Regions from separate parts of the Homo sapiens genome. Here region 2 is linked to region 1. The links are chromatin loops, found by intact Hi-C in ENCODE. Cell type or tissue: PC-9. All regions are shown on one strand. Links, peaks and the distances in the headings refer to the core of each region. The heading gives the core; the rest is flanking DNA.

What was found. Peaks named below come from ENCODE experiments on the same cell type or tissue, not always from the same donor. Only the 100,000 strongest peaks of a DNase experiment are listed, where the experiment ranks them.
Region 2: it touches region 1 in a loop (13-fold over the local background); 60 of 110 quality-filtered maps call a loop at or near these places.

Annotation. Positions count from the first base shown.
Region 1 is chr11:9,608,200-9,618,068 of GRCh38, forward strand. No RefSeq gene overlaps it. Among named protein-coding and RNA genes, the nearest start is that of WEE1, 39 kb to the left of the region's middle. RefSeq lists enhancers at 1,951-2,478, 5,023-5,712, 6,913-7,002, 7,273-7,422 and a silencer at 5,813-6,192. In PC-9, for the core only: CTCF peaks have their summits at 5,161 (motif pointing left), 5,360 and 6,054 (motif pointing right); DNase peaks (open chromatin) are centred at 5,072 and 5,972; H3K4me3 peaks cover 2,530 bases; H3K27ac peaks cover 3,938 bases.
Region 2 is chr11:9,531,143-9,541,011 of GRCh38, forward strand. No RefSeq gene overlaps it. Among named protein-coding and RNA genes, the nearest start is that of WEE1, 38 kb to the right of the region's middle. In PC-9, for the core only: CTCF peaks have their summits at 4,119 (motif pointing right) and 4,319; a DNase peak (open chromatin) is centred at 4,309; H3K27ac peaks cover 1,927 bases.

The sequences.
Region 1 (9,869 bases), core at 638-8,637:
ATTACAGGCGTGAGCCACTGTGCCCGGCCGCCTGGCTAATTTTTTTTATTATTATTAATTTGTAGTTTTTGTAAGCAAGATACAGGGTCTTGCTTGGTTTCTCAGGCTGATCTCGATCTCCTAGGATTAAGTGATCCTCCCACCTCAGACTCCCAAATGTTCTTTATTATCGACACCAGTTTGAACTGGATTTTCTGTTACCATGCCTTACCTGAGAGCATCCCAGCTGAGAGAAACAAACCTTAGACATCCCTTTGCCCCATTAGCTCCCACCCATCTTCCGGGACCAAGGTATGTATGGGGGCTGGGCATGTGTAGATTCTGGAGTTCTCAGCCCTCAGTGGACTGTGATTCTGAAGGCAGCTGGATGTAAACTGTGAGTCGGGGAGGGGGTCAGCTTTCTCTGTCAGAGACTATTTGACCCCCAGCCCCTATCTTGGTGACTCAGACATTTAGTTGTATTTTGTAGAATCTTTTGCATGACCACACCTGACTTTCTTAGTAATCTCCCTAAATTAGTTTTCTGTTAATAAGAATGTTTCTTGTCTCTGATCCATACCACGTGGTTATTATGTGCTTTTCCTTCCCACTCTTATTCATTCAGTGAATATTTATCAAGCGTCTACCAGGTGGCAGGCACCATTCTGGGCACTGGGGATACATCAGTGAACAAAATAGACAACAATCCATGCCCTTGGGGCTTATAGGATTACATTCTAATAGGGAGATATAGACAATAAACAAAATAAACAAGTAAAAAATATATAACTTTAAACAGTGATAAAATGGGCCAGGCATGGTGGCTCACTCCTGTAATCTTAGTGCTTTAGGAGGCTGAGGTGTAGGATTGCTTGAGGATCAGAGTTTGAGACCATCTTGGGGAACATAGTGAGAGCCCTGTCTCTACAAAAAATAAAAATAAAAAATTAGCCAGGCATGGTGGCACATGCCTGTGGCCCTGGGAGGATGGGGCAGGAGGACTGCATGAGCCCAAGAGTTCAAGGCTGTGGTGAGCTATGATCACGCCACAGTACTCCAGCCTGGGTGGTAGAGCAAGACCCTGTCTTGAAAAAGGCAATAAAATGCTAAAGTGGAAAATTCAAATCAGGGAGTTTTTGTGTGTGTTTATTTTAGATAGGTTGTATAGGGAAGGCCTCACTCAGAAAGTTGCTTTGGCTTTTGTGTAAAGACCTCAACAAACTGAGACGTGGACCACGGATGACTATGGAGGGGAAGATCACTCTCAGTAGAGGGAACAAGTCCAAGGGCCTTGAGGTGGGCACATGTCTGGTGTGTTTGAGGAACGGCAAGGAGGCCAATTCGACCCAGAGGGGTGATGGAAGGGTAGAGTAGGAGGTCACAGAGGTGATGAAGCTGGTCACATGGGGCCTTGTGACTTGCTGTTAGTTGGCTGGGTGTGGTGGCTCACACCTGTAAACCCAGCACTTTGGGAGGCTGAAGCCGGTGGATCACTTGAGGCCAGGAGTTCGAGACCAGCATTGGCAACATGGTGAAATCCTGTCTCTACTGAAAATACAAAAATTAGCCAGGTGTGGTGGCGCATGCCTGTAATCCCAGCTACTTGGGAGGCTGAGGCAGGAAAATTGCTTGAACCCTGGAGGCAGATGTTGCAGTGGGCCGAGACGGTACCACTGTACCCCAGCCTGAGTGACAGAGTGGGACTCTCTCTCAAAGAAAAAAAAAAAAAAAAAAGAATTGCCTTGCAATTAGTTGTTAGAGAAACTACATTGTGTGTGTGGGGGAGGGGATGGCAGATGGAAAATAAATGGTCAGTTTTGGGCATTTAATTTTTTTTTGAGACAGGGTCTTGCTCTGTTGCCCCGGCTGGCATGCAGGGGTGTAATCATGGCTCACTGCAGCCTCAACCTCCCTGGCTGAAGTGATCCTCCTGCCTTATCCTCCTTAGTAGCTAGAACTTACAGGCATGTCCCAACACGCCTGGCTAATTAAAAATTTTTTTTTGTAGAGACAGGGTGTTGCTGTGTTGCCCAGACTGGTCTTTAACTCCTAAACTCAAGGGATCTGCTCGCCTCTGCCTCCCACAGTGATGAGATTACAGGTGTGGGCCATGGTGCCCAGCTGGGACATTTAAATTTGCAGTGCCTATCAGACATCTAAGTGGAGAGGTCAAGAAGACAGGTGCATATCTGAGTCTGGAGTTCAGGGTTGAGGTTCAGGTTAGGGATTTATTTGAGGCTCACTAGAAAAGTGATGGTAATTAAAACTACAAAACTGGCTGGGTGCAGTGGCTCACGCTTGTAATCCCAGCACCTTGGGAGGCTGAGGCGGGTGGATCACTTGAGGTCAGGAGTTTGAGACCAGCCTGGCCAACATGGTGAAACCCTGCCTCTACTAAAAATACAAAAATTAGCCGGGCATGGTGGCAGGTGCCAGTAATCCTAGCTACTTGGGAGGCTGAATCGCTTGAACCCGGGAGGTGGAGGTTGCAGTGAGCTGAGATCGCGCCATTGCATTCCAGGCTGGGCGACAGAGCAAGACTCTGTCTCAGAAAAAAAAAAAAACAAAAAACAAAAAACAAAAAAACTACAAAACTGGATAATCCCACTCAAGACTTTTTGCCTTTATTGTGATGACCGTTTTTCTGAGCTGTGACAGTACTTTAATTCACATGTTTAGATATTATTTAGAAAAGGACTGAGCATGCTGCAAATGAAGACATAACATTTCATGTCTGGCAGACTCTAGCTTTGAGAAGAGGATGGGGTGAAGCAAACTTTTGGCAATGTCACCTTCCACTGAGGTTAAGTTTTTGTTTAGTTAAGATAAGAAACAGGTATTTGACTATATTGCTTCTGCTTAATACATTTCTTGTGGGTCTTAATATGTATATAAAGTAAGTTAATTTAAACATTTCTTCCGTGTTACTGTGTGCATGGTTAAAAGGCAATCAGTTGATGTTCTACTACAGTATGATCTTGCCTCAAGGTCACTATATTTTCTGTTCCCTTTGCCTGGATCACTCTTCCCACAGGTGTGAATGAGGTTTGCTCCCTCACTTCATTCGTGTTGCTCTGTTCAAATGTCATCTTATCAGGGAGGCTTACCCTGACTAACCAAGCTGATGCAATTAGCACGTCCCATTGCTCATGGTTCTATTTTTCTTCCTACCGCTACCACCACCTTGCATCATGTATATTTGTTTCTTTGTTGTCTCTTCCCTCCATTATAGTGAGATCTTACAGTAGTATTTAATCTGCAATAGGAACTCCCTAATAGCTGTTTGTTGAATAAATGAAGATCACTATATTGCTATTCAAAAGAGTTGTATGGGCCGGGCGCGGTGGCTCACACCTGTAATCCCAGCACTTTGGGAGGCCAAGGTGGGTGGATCACATGGCGAAACCCTGTCTCTACTGAAAACATAAAAATTAGCTGGGTGTGATGTCACGCGCCTGTAGTCCCAGCTACTTGGGAGGCTAAGGCAGGAGAATTGCTTGAACCTGGGAGGCGGAGGTTGCAGTGAGCCGAGATTGCGCCACTGCATTCCAGCCTGGGCAACAGAGCAGTGGAGTTTGAGACCAGCCTGATAAATATGGTAAAACCCCATCTCTACTAAAAATACAAAAATTAGCAAGGTGTGGTGACATGTGCCTATAGTCCCAGCTACTCAGGAGGCTGAGACAGGAGAATCACTTGAACCTGGGAGGCAGAGGTTGCAGTGAGGCAACACTGCACTCTAGCCTGTGCAACAGAGCAAGACTCCGTCTCAAAAAAACCAGATAGAGTTGTATGAAGCAATGGTGACTATTATTTTACCATGCTGCTAACATTATGCATTATTTTTTTTCTGTTTTTCTATTATATTTTTTTCTATTTATTTTTACAGAAACAGCGTCTCACTATTGCCCAGGTTGGAGTGCACTGGTGTGATCATAGCTCACTGTAACTCTCAGGCTTAAAGGGATCCTCCCACCTCAGCCTCCCAAGTAGCTAAGACTACTAGAGCACAGCACCATGCTGGACTAATTTTTAAATTTTTTGTAGTGACAGGGTCTCACTCTGTTGCCCAGGCTGGTCTCCAACTCCTGGCCTCAAGGGAACCTCCTGCCTTGGCCCCCAGTGAACTGATATTACAGGCATGAGCCACTGCATCCAGCCTGCATTATAATTTTAAAACATTTTTGCTACTTTAGTAGATGTAAGGTGTTATGTCATAACTGTTTTAAGTTTAAAGTTTCTGATTATCAATGAACGTTTTCCCCATGCACTTGGGTATGACTTTTATTTCTTATTGTGAATTACAGTGCATGTTTACCTTCTTTGTCTATTTAGCAATTGGTACCTTGATTGTTTTTATATATATAAACAAGCTTTTTTTGGGTGGGGGGGATGGAATCTTGCTCTGTCACCCAGGCTGGAGTTCAGTGGTGCGATCTCGGCTCACTGCAACCTCCGCCTCCCGGGTTCAAGCGATTCTCCTGCCTCAGCCACCCAAGTAACTGGGACTACAGGCGTGTGCCACCACACCCAACTAATTTTTGTATTTTTAGTAGAGACGGGGCTTTCACCATGTTGGCCAGGCTGGTCTCGAACTCCTGACCTCAGTTGATCCACCCGCCTTGGCCTCCTAAAGTGCTGGGATTACAGGCGTGAGCCACTGCACCTGGCCTATAAACAAGCTTTTATACATTTCAGGTAGTATTTGCTTGTCACTTGGTGCAGACATTTTTCTCAATCTGTTGTCTTTTTAAAATTCTGTCCAGTTTTTGTATTTTTGAACGTTAGTCTTCCTTTGTTGTTTCTTCTGTTGTTTCAAAGTTTTGAGAACGCTGACGTTTATCCATAAATATAACTGCCTTATCCTATTAAATATATAGTTTCTATGGCTGTTCTTTAAAATATTTAGCACTTTAATCCACTTGGTGTTTATTTTGAAATACGATGTGAAACACATTTTTGTCCTCCAAATTTTCATTCATTTATCTGCGCATTCTTTACATAGTTCATCTTTTCTTACTGCCGTGTTTGGGAATGTTATTTTACTATGTATCCCATCAGGATTAATGCGTGTGTTTGTTCAGTCTCATTCCTTTCCGTTGATCTCAGCTTCTATTTTTGTTTCTGCTCTTAGTCACTGCCCAGCAGCGCCAAAGGAACATCCCGCCCCCTGCAGGCAGCTGGTGTCCCCACAACCTGGGAAGCCTGGGGCAGGGCCTCAGGGGACTCCTGGTGTTAGTCCTCCGAGCCCGGGTGGACGTGTCGCTCTGTCCCTGCGGGAGGATTCGGGGCCCCTTTGACAGGCCTCCTTCTATGCCGGTTTCCTGGGGCCTCGAGCTTCCTGGGTTCCACGTCTCTAGTAACCAGTAGAGACGGGCCTTTACCCTGCCGTTGGGTGGGGACTGTCCCCTTCTGGGCTCTTCCTTTCGGGCCTTTCCACCTCTCCGACCCCAGGGCATTCGCCCCACCACGTTGCCGGCACAGTGCTGGCTCCGCGGCCCGCGGTTCTGGCAGTCAGCGCGGAATGCCATGGCACCGAGCCTCTGTGTCTAGATGAGTTCTGGGCGCTGATTTTCCAGGTCACTCGGAAGCTGCTCTCTGGGCCCGCCTGTTTCCCTTCCCTTTGCCTCCTTGTCCCGCTTCCCTCGCAGTATACCACTCACTGTACCCCTCCTAAAAAGGACCACTGCAGGAAGCGTTATTGAAGCAGACACGGTTCAAACACGAAAAACAAACTCTTCTTTATTCAACAGATGTGCACGAATCTATTGTGTGTTAGATACGGGTAAGTTTCTGATAAGTCGTGCACTGAGCCAGTCCGGGCTCCTAGAACCGCGTTTACGTGCCGAAGTCTCAATCAGATTAAGAGCGTCTGGGGAGAGCGGGGCGGGGATAGAAGGAGGTGTTGGGGCTAGGGGTAGGACTGTTCTGGAGGCGTGGGTAAGGGGGAGTGGGCTGTGCTGTGCGCCCCTCCCCTCGCTATCTCCCCATTCATCCGCAGACCCGGGGCCCCACGCGCCGCTCCTGGGCAGGGCCGTGCACCCGGAAGGCGCCGAGGCGCGCCCAGCAGAGGGAGCATGCGGGCAGGGCATTCCGCGGGTACCCGCGGAGCAGGACGGCCACCCACGCCGGGGCCCCTGGGGCTCCACCCAGGACGCACACCCGGAGAGACCCAATGACTGCGTTTCGCACCTGGGCGCAAGCTGGTTACTGGGCACGCGCTGACAACCCACATCTGGAAAACCCGGTCCTAACTGGAGAATAAAACTTAAATGCACGTGAACTCACCGGCAGCTGAACATTTCCGTGAGAAAACCCCTAAAAGCCGGCACCGGCTCCGGTGGGGCCACAGAGTCTCTGGAGCGAGGCTCTCTCCAATGCCTGGGCCCTGGGACCGAGCAACTGTCCCAGTAGAATCCCTTTCGGGCTTTGTTGCAGGGATAGGGGATTCTTTTTAACGTGTTCCTTGGCTTGCACAGGCATTTACTGGTCCTCTGGAGATCACATATAACAGGAAGTCTCTAAATTCAGTATTTCTTTTAAATGAAGTTGTATTTATTCATCACATTTCTATCAGTAGACTTGAAAAACAGCGTACACGTTTTATACATTGTATGTAGGACATTGTATTTATTCAGGTCCATCAGAGAGTCTTAATCTGGGGTATGGGGACAACTAGGAGTGGATAGGATTCAGGGAGCCCATGAAACTCCTGAGATTGTTTCATATTTTAGGGCAAATGTGCAATTTTTCTGGGAAGAAGTTCTGTCGTTTTTATGATTACCAGGGTTCATAACCTTAGTTTGGTTAAGAAATGCTGGTCTAAGGTCAATGCTCAGCAGGTTTATGGATTCAGAACTCATTGCACTAGCACTGAAGCCCCCTTGAGGGCCCGAAGCCCCCATTCTGGACCCCTGCAGGAGAATTTGGTTCTCCAGTGAAGGTCACTAGAGCCTGGACTTGATTTTCTCTCCCTACAGGAAGGCCCCCCAAAACTCCAAGGGGCACAGTTGTTTTCGTTTTAAGGCCATATTAGGTTCAAGTAGATTTACTTCTGCATTTCTCTGTCTTAAATAGAAATAACTCTCTGGTGGGTATTTTCCCCTGGGTTAGTCATGCAAATACTCTATGCTTCACTTACTACCCATTTCAACCTCTGGGACAGCCCTTCTGCACAGACCTGGCCCAGGACCCTTCTGCCAACCACACATGGGAGTCTCTGGGGAACTTGGGTGCTGACTTCACTGGGCTGGGATTTTCCTCAACCAGTGTGCCCAGGGAGTTAAAACGTGTTCCTTTTATGGAAAAAAAGAGTATAAGTTTTTTGTTTGTTTGTTTGTTTGTTTTTACTTGTGAGGAATAAAAGATTACAAAACTACCCATAATCCCCTTAATAGGCCTAACACAATAACCAATTTTGTTTTAAATCTCAGCTTTCCTATGTGTATGTATTTTGCATTGTTGTGATTATAGCAGTACTGTATGTAATTATATATTGAGTTGCTCTGTTTTGCAATTGATGGTACTACTTTTCCGTAACATACTATAAGCATTTTACTGTCTTTGTAATTAGTGTTTTTAATTACTGTATACTTTTCTTTTCTTTTCTTTTCTTTTTTTTTTTTTTGAGACGGTGTCTCACTCTGTTGCTCAGGCTGGAGTGCAGTGGCATGATCTCGGCTCACTGCAACTTCTGCCTCCCAGGTTCAAGCGATTCTCCTGCCTCAGCCCCCCAAGTTGCTGGGACTACAGGCATGTGCCACCACATCTGGCTAATTTTTGTATTTTAGTAGAGACGGGGTTTCACCATGTTGGCCAGGCTGGTCTCGAACTCCTGACCTCAGGTGATCTGCCCGCCTTGGCCTCCCAAAGTGCTGGGATTACAGGCATGAGCCACTGCACCCAGCCAATTACTGTACACTTTTCTACCCCACAAGCACACTTTATCATTTCCCTTTGTTGTACAATTGCATCGGTTCCAGGTTATTTAATGTGTGTGTGTGTGTGTGTGTGTGTTTGTGTGTATGTGTGGTAGTGGTGGTGGTGTGTCATGAACGTTGTGCTCATGCTGAGGTCTCTTCTTTTCCCTAGCCAGTTTCTGATGTCATGAACTCTCAAGTTCCAGAGAAGTCATGCTTTCAACATTAATTTAAATATACATATATAGTCAGGTACTGGTAAGTGTAACAGAGAGAGATGAAGCAAGGTAAGGGAGATGGGATGTACTTTGGAGTAGAGCCAGGACTTGACTTTCCCTACTTATAGACTGTCCCTCCCTCAGACCCCAGAAAAATTCCAAGGGCATAGTTGGTTTCATTTTACAGCCAAGTTAAGTTCAAGTAGATTTACTTGATAAGTAGACCTTTTTGATAAGTTGACATTTGAGCAGAGACATGAAGGAAATGAAGAAGTAACCTTTTTGCAAATCTGGGAAAAGGGCTTTCTCTCTCTCTCTTTTTTTTTTGAGAGAGGGTCTTGCTCTGTTTCCCAGGCTACAGTGCAGTGGTGCTATCATGTCTCATTGCAGCCTCAACCTCTCAGGCTCAAGCAATCCTCCGGTCCCAGCCTTTCAAGTGGCTGGGACTACAGGTATACTCCACCACATTTAGCTAATTTTTTTTTCTTTTTTTGTAGCGATGGGGGGTCTCATTATGTTGCCCAGGCTGGTCTCAAACTCCTGAACTCAAGAGATCCTCCTGCCTTCGCCTCCCAAAGTGTTCGAATTACAGGTGTGAGCCATTGTGCCTGGCTGGGGAAACTGCTATCTAGGCAAAGGAAACATGATTGCAAAGGCCTTGAGGTAGAAGTGTGCTTGGTGTGTTGAAGGAGGCCAGTGTGACAGGAGTGGAGTGGGCCAGGAGGAGTGAAAGCTGTTTTGAGTAGGAAGGTGAGTCGTAAGTGGTGGGCCCACACCCTGTGAGGCCTATAGGCTTTCACTCTGAGAAGAAGAGCTGTTAAAGGGTTTTGTGCAGAGGAATGAGATACTCTGATTTTAAAAGAATGAATGTGTCGATGGAGAACAGACAGCCAGAGTTTGGAGATTGTTACAATAATCCAGGCAAGAGATGAAGCCCTTCTTTGGAGTGGGACATGGTGGTGTGAGTGATAGGGATAGCCTGGGGATGGGGTTTTTTTTGTTTGTTTTTGAGATGGAGATTCACTCTTGTTGCCCAGGCTGGAGTGCAATGGGACGATCTTGGCTCACTGCAACCTCCGCCTCCCTGGTTCAAGCGATTCTCCTGTCTCAGCCTCCTGAGTAGCTGGGATTACAGGCATGTGCCACCACGCCTGGCTAATTTTGTATTTTTAGTAGAGATGGGGTTTCTCTTGGTTGGTCAGGCTGGTCTCTAACTCCTGACCTCAGGTGATCTGCCAATCTTGGCCTCCCCAAGTGCTGGGATTACAGGTGTGAGCCACCATGCGTGGCCCTAATTTTTGTCTTTTTAGTAGACGGGGTTTCACCATGTTGGCCAGGTTGGTCTCGAACTCCTGACCGCTGGTGATCCACCCACCTCAGCCTCCTAAAGTGCTGGGATTACAGACGTGAGCCACAGCGCCCTGGGGACGGTTTTAATAGGATTTGTTGATGGTTTAGAAGTCAGAAAGGGAAGAGTCAAAGATGACATCAAGCTTTAGGAAGAATGGAACTGCTATTGTGTTTTCTGAGTTTTGTTGTTGTTTGTTCATTTGCTTGTGTTCTGTGTAGGGAGATGGGGAATTAGGAATTTAGTTTTGAACATATTAAATTTGAGATGCCTGTTAGAAAGCTAAGCGAATAAGTCAAGTAGGCAGTGAAATATAAGAACTTGAAGTTTACGGGAGAAGTCAGAGCTGATTTTGGAGACATGAGTGAGGATATATTTAAAGCATGAAATGGCATGAGATCCAGC
Region 2 (9,869 bases), core at 1,051-9,050, 77 kb before region 1:
CTAACCTTGGCAGGAGTCTGATCCCAGTTCAGGGAGGGTTGGGGCGTGGTGGTGGCCATCCCCACTCCAGGCTGGCAGCACCACAGTGCTCCTGGTGGACAATCAGCCTTAGTTGAGCCTTGAAAGGGGCAAGACTTTTGCCCAGCCCTTTACTGACAGTGTCCCAGTTCTGAGTTTTAAAGACACTGGTAGCCCATTTGCTGTAGGCTGAGGTGGCAGGCCTGTGGGAAGGGGAGACACCTGGAGGAAAGGGAACCTGGAACCTGTCAGACCCAACAGAGCACCTGCCCACAGGCATCTGTGAGGTCCCCTGCCCTGGAGGCTTTCTCAGCAGGCTCTGTGCCTGGAGGAATCCTCTCTTCCTCCTTCCAACTTTCCTGAGCCTGGCTTGTGTTTGTTGTGCCTTTGAACCAGCAGGAGATAACCCTTCTGGGATGAACCACAAAATTCAAATTGTATAATTTCAGTGATTCCAAATATGAGATAAATATTCTGATATTCACATTTAAAATTGGCATTGTATGATATAAAAGTGGAGGGTAAAATGCATGCCAAAATTTTTAATTTGTCGTTTTTCTTTTCTTTTTTTGAGACAGAGTCTTGCTCTGTTGCTCAGGCTGGAGTGCAATGGCGCGATCTCGGCTCACTGTAACCTCCGCCTCCTGGATTCAAGTGATTCTCCCGCTTCAGCCTCCCGAGTAAGTGGGATTACAGGTACCCGCCATCATGCCCGGCTAATTTTTGGTATTTTTGTAGAGACAGGGTTTCACTATTTGACCAGGCTGGTCTCGAACTCCTGACCTCAGGTGATCCACCTGCCTCGGCCTCCCAAAGTGCTGGGATTACATGTGTGAGCCACTGAGCCCGTCCTGTAGTTTTTCTTAGAATGACATTAAGTAGCAAATAAGCACCATGACAAGTCAAGAGAAAGACTATAAAAGAAGGAAAAAGCTTATGTCTACCATTTTGTGTATGTAATAAAATATACATAAAATATACCATTTTAACTATTTTTGAGTGTGCAGTGGTACTTAGTCAACCCTCTGTATCCATCAGTTCCACATCCCTGGGTTCCACATCCATGGAGTCAACCAACCATGGATCGAAAATATTCAGGAAAAAGGCTGGTGTGGTGGCTGACACCTGTAATCCCAGCACTTTGGGAGACCTAGGCAGGAGGATCACTTGAGGCCAGAAGTTCAAGGCCAGCCTGGGCAACATAGTGAGACCCTGTCTCTACAAAAAAAAGAAAAAATATATTCAGGGAAAAAAAGACTAAGTTCCAAAAAGCAAGCCTTGAATTTGCAAGGTACCAAGTACTATGTTGAATTCATAAGAATGATGTGTAGGCATTGTATTGGGTATTATAAGTAATCTAGAGATGAATTAAAGTATGCAGGAGGATGTGTGTAGGTTATATGCAAATACTATACCATTTATTATCAGGGACTTGAGAATCCATGGATTTTGGTGTCCTTGATGAATCCTAGAACGAATCCCCCTCCAATACTGCAGGACAACTGTACATTCACATTGTTGTGCAACCATCACCACCATCCATCTCCAGAACTTTTTCATCTCCCCAAACTGAAATTGTACCCATTAAACAATAATTCCACATCCTTCCTCATTCCAGTTCCTGACAACCACCATTTTATTTTATTTTATTTTATTTTTATTTTTTTCAGACAGGGTCTTGCTCTGTCACCCAGGCTAGAGTACAGTGGCATGATCTCGGCTAGAGTACAGTGGCATGATCTCGGCTCACTGCAACCTCCCCCTCCTGGGTTCATGCGATTCTCCTGTCTCAGCCTCCCAAGTAGCTGGGACTACAGGCACGTGCCACCATGCCCGGCTAACTTTTGTATTTTTAATAGAGACGGGGTTTTGCCATGTTGGCCAGGCTAGTCTTGAACTCCTGACCTCAAGTGATCTGCTTGCCTTGGCCTCACAAAGTGCTAGGATTACAGGCGTGAGCCACCGTGCCCAGCCACCATTCTATTTTCTGTCTCTATAAATTTGACTGTTGTAGGCGCCTCATATTATATTTGTCTTTTTGTGTCTGGCTTTATGTGTACCTTTAAAAGCAAGTTTTTCCTGTCTTTTGACCAAGAGGTTGCGTATTTTCATTTTTGCACGGAGCCGCACAGATTATGTAGCCTGTCCTGCTGAGGCGTGCGCTTCTATTAGCCCTTCTGTTTTTGCTGCAGATGTGTGACCTGTGTTTTGGGAATATATTATCTCTTGTTAGATTATGGGCTCCTTTAAGACAGCTGGGGATTTAAATTTCCCGGTAACTCCTGGAGGTCTTGCAGAGTAGCAGGGCACCTCTAGCTGTTCCCTCCAGTTCCAAACTCACGTGGCTTGAGATGTACAGAGAGATTCCTCAATTCTCCATGCAGGAGTTTCGTTTTGCTTCTAGAGCACGGCTAAACTGCAAGGACAGAAAATCTTGCTGAGAATGAAGAATGCTCAAAATTCAGGATAATTGCATGAATAGTTAAAATTGCCTGGCAAAAGCTTTTTCTGCTCACTTTTCTGCATTCAGACTGTGAAACAAAAATAGAATCTTGGGACCTCAAATTCACTAGGCCAAAGCTTGGGAACTGAGTCATGCAAACAAAAAAGCAAAAATAAAACAAAAATACGGCCTTTCTTTTGTTCCCAAAGAGCTGTAATTTCACATGCTCACCTTATCTTATAAAAAATGTAGATTGACTGAGCATGAGACTAATGCATAATTGACTTTTCCTCTACCCCTTTCTTTTTACATGTAAAACATAGACTCACTGAACTCTAACCGGAGCCTCACAAGAATGTAACCACTTGCCTCATTGCCTACCCACCCTCCTTTTTTTTTTTTCCCTTCCCCTCCTGCTTGCCCTTTCCTCTGTGAAAGGAAAATAAAAACTTGGGACCCTAATTTCACTATGCCAAAAGAAAAATATTAAGCTGAAAGCTGAATTATCCAAGAAGTTACTTTTCCTTTTGTTCCTAAGCAAGTAGCTACAGATAAAAAGTTAAGTATCTCCACAGAGCTACTCTATGTTCACCTTAGCTGCTACAAAGATGAATATATAATTGACTATTCCCCTACCTGCTCCTTTTCTCTTGCAACATGTGGATTCAGTCATGTGACCATACCCTCCGTCTTTCCCCTCCAGCCTGCTTTTCCCACTTTTAAATATTGAAGCCCTCAAAACCATATTTGGAGAAAGGCACAGACCTGTCTCCCAAGTGCACGTCCTTAACGCTGGCAACATAAATTTCTAAATTAATTGTTACCTATCTCAGATACTTTTTGGTTTACACCTCTTGAAATATTGAAGTTCCCCAAATCCTCTTTGGAAAAACACGGGTCACAGATCGTATTGTGACTTGGGTTTCTTTTTCCCAGGCACGTCCTCAGCCTTGGCAAAATAAACTTTGAATCAGTTGAGATCTGCCATGGTCATGTTTTGGTTTACAAGATGAAAGAAAATGAGATTCCAGCTCTAATGTCAATTCCAGATTTCTTCCCACTTTGCCTCACTGCTGCAGGGGTTCCCTGGCACGCACAGGTCACAGCACACAGAAGCCCCCCACAAGCCTAATCACTAATCTGCCCCAAAGCCCCCCAGCCTAGGAAAGGGATGTGGAAAACAGCTCTAATCTGGGTGCAGACTCAGTGCCAGTGCCCTTCACACAAATTCTGCAAATTCTAAAGAAAACCCAAAGTGGTAAAAAAAAAAAAAAAAAAAATCTCTGCTGCCCCAAGGGGTTTGGCTTATCTTTTTAAATAGGAAATCTTTACTCCAAGCCAGTGACAGGGCTTTTGTGCTGATGAGGGCCCTAGGAGCACAGTAGGTCCCGCTTGAGGGCAGCTCCCACACTCACCTGATGTTTTATTCAGCTAAAACTCATTAGGCATGTTTCCCCACTGCCTTAGGGCTTTTCTAATATCCTGAAATTGCTTCATGTTCTTTTAACCGAAAAAGCAGGGGCAACAGAAAAATGGGAGCGCTTCTTTTTTTTTTTACAAAGGTGGGCTTCACTGTTGGAAAGCTGGTGGAACCTTTGGGTATTTCAAAGCCAAAAAGAAAAGCAGCTGGTTAATGAATTAAAGGCAGGATGGTGGGCCTTGGGGTCCACCACCAGCAGGAGGCGCTGTGGAGGTCCAGGGAGCAATCCATCTGCTTGCTTCACCATTTCCTTCTGGGACAAATGAGCCAGCTGTGCCTTGATGGGGGCAGTCAAAACAAGGCAAGTGATGAGAAGAACCCTGACAGCCTCAGGCCATTGGGACATCACTAAAGAGGAAATGCCCTCACCAGACTAGTTTTGTCTCCTTGCACAATCTGGCAGCCTCTTTTGGTTTTATAGCCAGTGTTGACCAAGATGATACTTCCAGGAGTAGCTCAGATTTGGCTTCCTGAGACGCCAGTTGCAATCCTGTGACAAGAAGGTGCTGAGAACTAATCATTCTCACACAGGCACTTCCAGGGCAAATCTCTGCCAGGCCTAAGGAGTCTCCGGCCCCAGCCACTCATTCCTAGCAACATTCCACACTCTTTGTTTTGTTTTTGAGATGGAGTCTCGCTGTGTTGCCCAGGCTGGAAGTGCAGTGGCACGATCTCGGCTCACTGTAACCTCTGCCTCCCAGGTTCCAGCAATTCTCCTGCCTCAGCCTCCTGAGTAGCTGGGAATACAGGCATGTGCCACCACGCCCAGCTAATTTTTGTATTATTCGTAGAGATGGGGCTTCACCGTGTTGGCCAGGCTGGTCTTGAACTCCTGACCTCAGGTGATCCACCTGCCTCAGCCTCCCAAAGTGCTGGGATTACAGGCATGAGCCACCAGTCCCGGTCTTTTTTTTTTTTTCTGTTTGTTTTTGAGATGGAGTTTCGCTCCTGTTGCCCAGGCTGGAGTACAGTGGCACGATCTCGGCTCACTGCAACCTCCGCCTCCTGGGTTCAAGCGATTCTCCTGCCTCAGCCTCCTGAGTAGCTAGGACTATAGGCGCCTGCCACCATGACCCCCTAATTTTTTGTATTTTTAGTAGAGACAGGGTTTCACCATGTTGGCTAGGCTGTCTCGAACTCCTGACCTCAGGTGATCCACCTGCCTCGGCCTCCCAAAGTGCTGGGATTACAGGCATGAGCCACTGCACCCGGCCCATTCCACACTCTTAAACCCAGTCTTAAGGTGAGGCCAGGCTGCTGCCGTATTTGCCGTTCTGCATGCCTTCTACAGTCTTAGGAGAAGGTCTACATGGTCACCTTCCTTCATCCCCACAGGGAAAGTCACTTGCTCATCCACAGGCAGAGCCCTGTCCAGGGCTCCAGTGTCAACCATGACTGGAGACAATAGGCTGTCAATAGATTCTATCCCAAGTTCTTGGACAAGAAATTTTGGAATAAATGCCAAACTTATAGGATAAATGCCAAATTCTTGTCCAAGAACTTGGGATAGAAGCCCCATTGCTGCCCTGCCCTTGGACCCAAGTCTAATAAGTGGGCTCTGACATTGTTCTTGAGGATTGACTCTGCCTTGATCACCTCTCCTGGCCCCCAGACTTGCTAAACTGTGGCTATGTTTATCCCAGCAAAACTCCACAGGACTCAGAGTTACTGAAATCCAGCCTGGTAGCAAGGGGTCTTATTCAAGGGGTCTTATTCCTACCATGACTCCTCTCTCCTCCTGCCCCTGAATTCTCTACCCTTCAGAGGAGCTTTTTTTTGTTTGTTTTATTTTATTTTATTTTAATCCTATGACACTACTTTTTTGCCTGATTGCCACTGTTAATTTTTATTTTTATTTGAGACAGGCTGGGGTGCAGTGGTGCAATCTCTGCTCACTGCAACCTTTGCCTCCTGGGTTCAAGTGATTCTTATGCCTCAACCTCCCGAGTAGCTGGAACTACAGGCGTGCGCCACCATGCCCGGCTAATTTTTGTATTTTTAGTAGAGACGAGGTTTTGCCGTGTTGGCCAGACTGGTCTCAAACTCCTGGCCTCAAGTGATCTTCCCACCTTGGCCTCTCAAAGTGTTGGGATTACAGGCGTGAGCCACCGTGCCTGGCCTGCCGCTGTTGACTATGTCTTCAGATACACAGTGTTGCATGAGGGACCAATAAATCACAGGAAAGATATAGAAATGGCAGTTTAAACATATCAAAAAATGCATAACCTCACTTATAATAAGATAAATTAATATTAAAACTATACCAAAATTATTTCAAAAAGTTTTTTAAAGTTTAAAAAACCTATACTGGGCTGGCTGCAGTGGCTCACGCCTGTAATCCCAGCACTTTGGGAGGCCAAGGTGGGCAGATCACGAGGTCAGGAGATCGAGACCATCCTGGCTAACACGGTGAAACCCTGTCTCTACTAAAAATACAAAAAAATTAGTCGGGCGTGGTGGCAGGTGCCTGTAGTCCCAGCTACTCGGGAGGCTGAGGCAGGAGAATGGCATGAACCTGGGAGGTGGAGCTTGCAGTGAGCCGAGATGGTGCCACTGCACTCCAGCCTGGGTGACAAAGCGAGACTCCATCTCAAAAAAAAAAAAAAAAGAAAAAAGAAAAAACTTATATGAAATCCCATTTTTCACCCATAGAATCGGTAAATATCAAAAAAGTTGATAATGTTGTTGGCAAAGATGCAGGAAAATAGGTTTTTGTTTTGTTTTGTTTTTTTGAGACAGTTTATTGCCCAGGTTGGAGTGCAGTGGTGCGATCACGGCTCCCTGCAGCCTCAACCTCCCAAGTTCAAGTGATTTCCCCACCTCATCCTCCTGAGTGGCTGGGACTATAGGTACAAACAACCACACCCAACTGATTTTTAAATTTTCTTTTTTTTTTTTTTTTTTTAGACGGAATCTCGCTCTGTTGCCCAGGCTGGAGTGCAGTGGTGCAATCTCCACTCACTGCAACCTCCACTTCCCAGGTTCAAGTGATTCTCCTGCCTCAGCCTCCCAAGTAGATGGGATTACAGGCATTTGCCATCACACCGAGCTAATTTTTGTATTTGGTCTCGAAATCCTGGGCTCAAGCCATCCTCCTGCCTCAGCTTCCCAAAATGCTGGGATCACAGGTTTGAGCCACCATGCCTGACCAGGAAAATGATTGTTTTGTCTGAGACAGGGTCAGGCTCTGTCTCCCAGGCTGCAGCATAATGGCGTGATCTGGGCTCACTGCAACCTCTGCCTCCTGCGCTCAAACCATCCTACCATCTCAGCCTCCTGAGTAGCTGGGACTACTGGTACGTGCCACCAAGCTCTGCTAAATTTTTTTTGTTGTTGTTGTATATTTGGTAGAGATGGCGTTTCACCATGTTGGCAAGCTGGTCTCAAAACCTGCTGGGCTCAATTGATCCTCCCAGCTCGGTCTCCCAAAGTGCTGGGATTATAGATGTGAGCCACTGCACCCGGCCAAAAATAGATTTAAATTGCATATATCCTTTAATTTGGCAATTCTTCTTCTAATACTGTATTCTAAGGATATATGAGCAGCATTGCTCATAATAGCAAAAGTTTGAAAACAGCCTAATGGAGAGCTGTTTAGATAAATCATGGGAAAAGTCGTGCTGCCCCAGGCTCTTCTGGAGCTCAGCACTGTGTGGGAAGCTGCTGGGTAAGTTGCTCTTGGGTGCAAGGTGTAGTAGGCTGAATAATGCCCCCACCAAATATGTCCATATTCTAATCCCCAGAAGCTGTGAATCTTATTTTATTTTTATTTTTGATTAGAGACAGTGTCTTCTTGCTCTATAACCCAGGCTGGAGTGCAGTGGCTTGATCATAGATCACTGCAGCCTTGACCTCCCGGGCTCAAGCAATCCTCTGGCTCAGCCACCTAAGTAGCTGGGACTATAGGTGCACACTAACATGCCCAGCTTATTTTTTGTTTGTTTGTTTGTTTTTGAGACAGAGTCTTTCTCTGTTGCCCAGGCTGTAGTGCAGTGGCGTGATCTCAGCTCACTGCAACCTCCACCTCCCAGGTTCAAGCGGTTCTCCTGCCTCAGCCTCTGGAGTAGCTGGGACTACAGGCACATGCCACCACATCTGACTAATTTTTGTATTTTTCATAGAGATGGGTTTTTTGACACAGGATCTCACTCCGTCACCCAGGCTGAAGTGCAGTGGCACAAACCCGGCTCACTGCAGCCTCCACCTCCTGGGCTCAAGTGATCTTCCCCCAGCCTCCTGAATAGCTGGGACCACAGGTTCATGCCACCATGCCAGGCTAATTTTTAAAATTTTTTTAGAGACAAGGTCTCACCATCTTGCTCAGGCTGGTCTCAAACTCCTGGGCCCAAATGATCCTCCCACCTTAGCCTTCCAAAGTGTTAGGATTACAGGCGTAAGCCACTGCGCCCGGCCTGATCTGTTTTTGAGTAAATAAAATTATTATTTGTTTTAAAGAAATAAAATGACAAGCCCTCCACCTCAAGCAAATAACAGTTTGAAAAAGATTTTCTATCTTTGGTCATCAAATTTGAACTACAGTTCTTAAATATAAGGCTCATATAAGTTGATTATAATAAAGTAGTTTGAATTTAGGCTCCAATGTTAGGTTTGAAGTGGAAAAGTAGGATTGGTTTTCAGCAACTTTTTTTTTTTTTTTTTTTTTGAGACGGAGTCTCACTCTGTAGCAATGTTTTCTTTCAGGATGGGTGGACTTCTTGTTTGGGTTACTTATCTTTATCCTCTGAATATCCAACTATTCTCATTGTCAGGACTCCACTCAGAGGTACCCATAAACAGAAAGGACCCACTGGCCACTTCTCCAGGACAGCAAGGTAGTGGACATGCACAAGGACCTTGCCCCTGTTCAGATCCATGAAAGAAGTGCTGTGCCTCCCTTGACTTGATAAAGAAGGAGCCAATTTCTTCCCAGTTTCCTCGAGAACTCACAGGTGACAAAACAACTTCAGCCCCTATGTCCACAGTGTGTGCTATTATACTTTGCCTGGAGAGGAAAAACCTGTTATCCTTAACTACCCTCACTGGCTCTTCTCTTCCTCACTGAGTATCAGAAGACCAAGAGGAGAAAATAAAGCTTGCTAGTTTCTTACCCATACTGTTATTCTATGAGTAAAGACCCACTCATTCAAAGAAAACCAATCTGTTTCTAGCTCCACTCCTGAAACTAGGAAGTTGGTCCTTAGCCTGATGAAGTCAACCTCTTGGAGAAATTTTTAAGTTCTTTTTTATTTATTTATTTTTTATTATTATACTTTAAGTTTTAGGGTACATGTGCACAATGTGCAGGTTAGTTACATATGTATACATGTGCCATGCTGATGCGCTGCACCCACTAACTCATCATCTAGCATTAGGTATATCTCCCAATGCTATCCCTCCCGCCTCCCCCCACCCCACAACAGTCCCCAGAGTGTGATGTTCCCCTTCCTGTGTCCAGGTGTTCTCATTGTTCAATTCCCACCTATGAGTGAGAATATGTGGTGTTTGGTTTTTTGTTCTTGCGATAGTTTACTGAGAATGATGATTTCCAATTTCATCCATGTCCCTACAAAGGACGTGAACTCATCATTTTTTATGGCTGCATAGTATTCCATGGTGTATATGTGCCACATTTTCTTAATCCAGTCTATCATTGTTGGACATTTGGGTTGGTTCCAAGTCTTTGCTATTGTGAATAATGCCGCAATAAACCTACGTGTGCATGTGTCTTTATAGCAGCATGATTTATAGTCCTTTGGTTATATACCCAGTAATGGAATGGCTGGGTCAAATGGTATTTCTAGTTCTAGATCCCTGAGGAATCGCCACACTGACTTCCACAATGGTTGAACTAGTTTACAGTCCCACCAACAGTGTAAAAGTGTTCCTATTTCTCCACATCCTCTCCAGCACCTGTTGTTTCCTGACTTT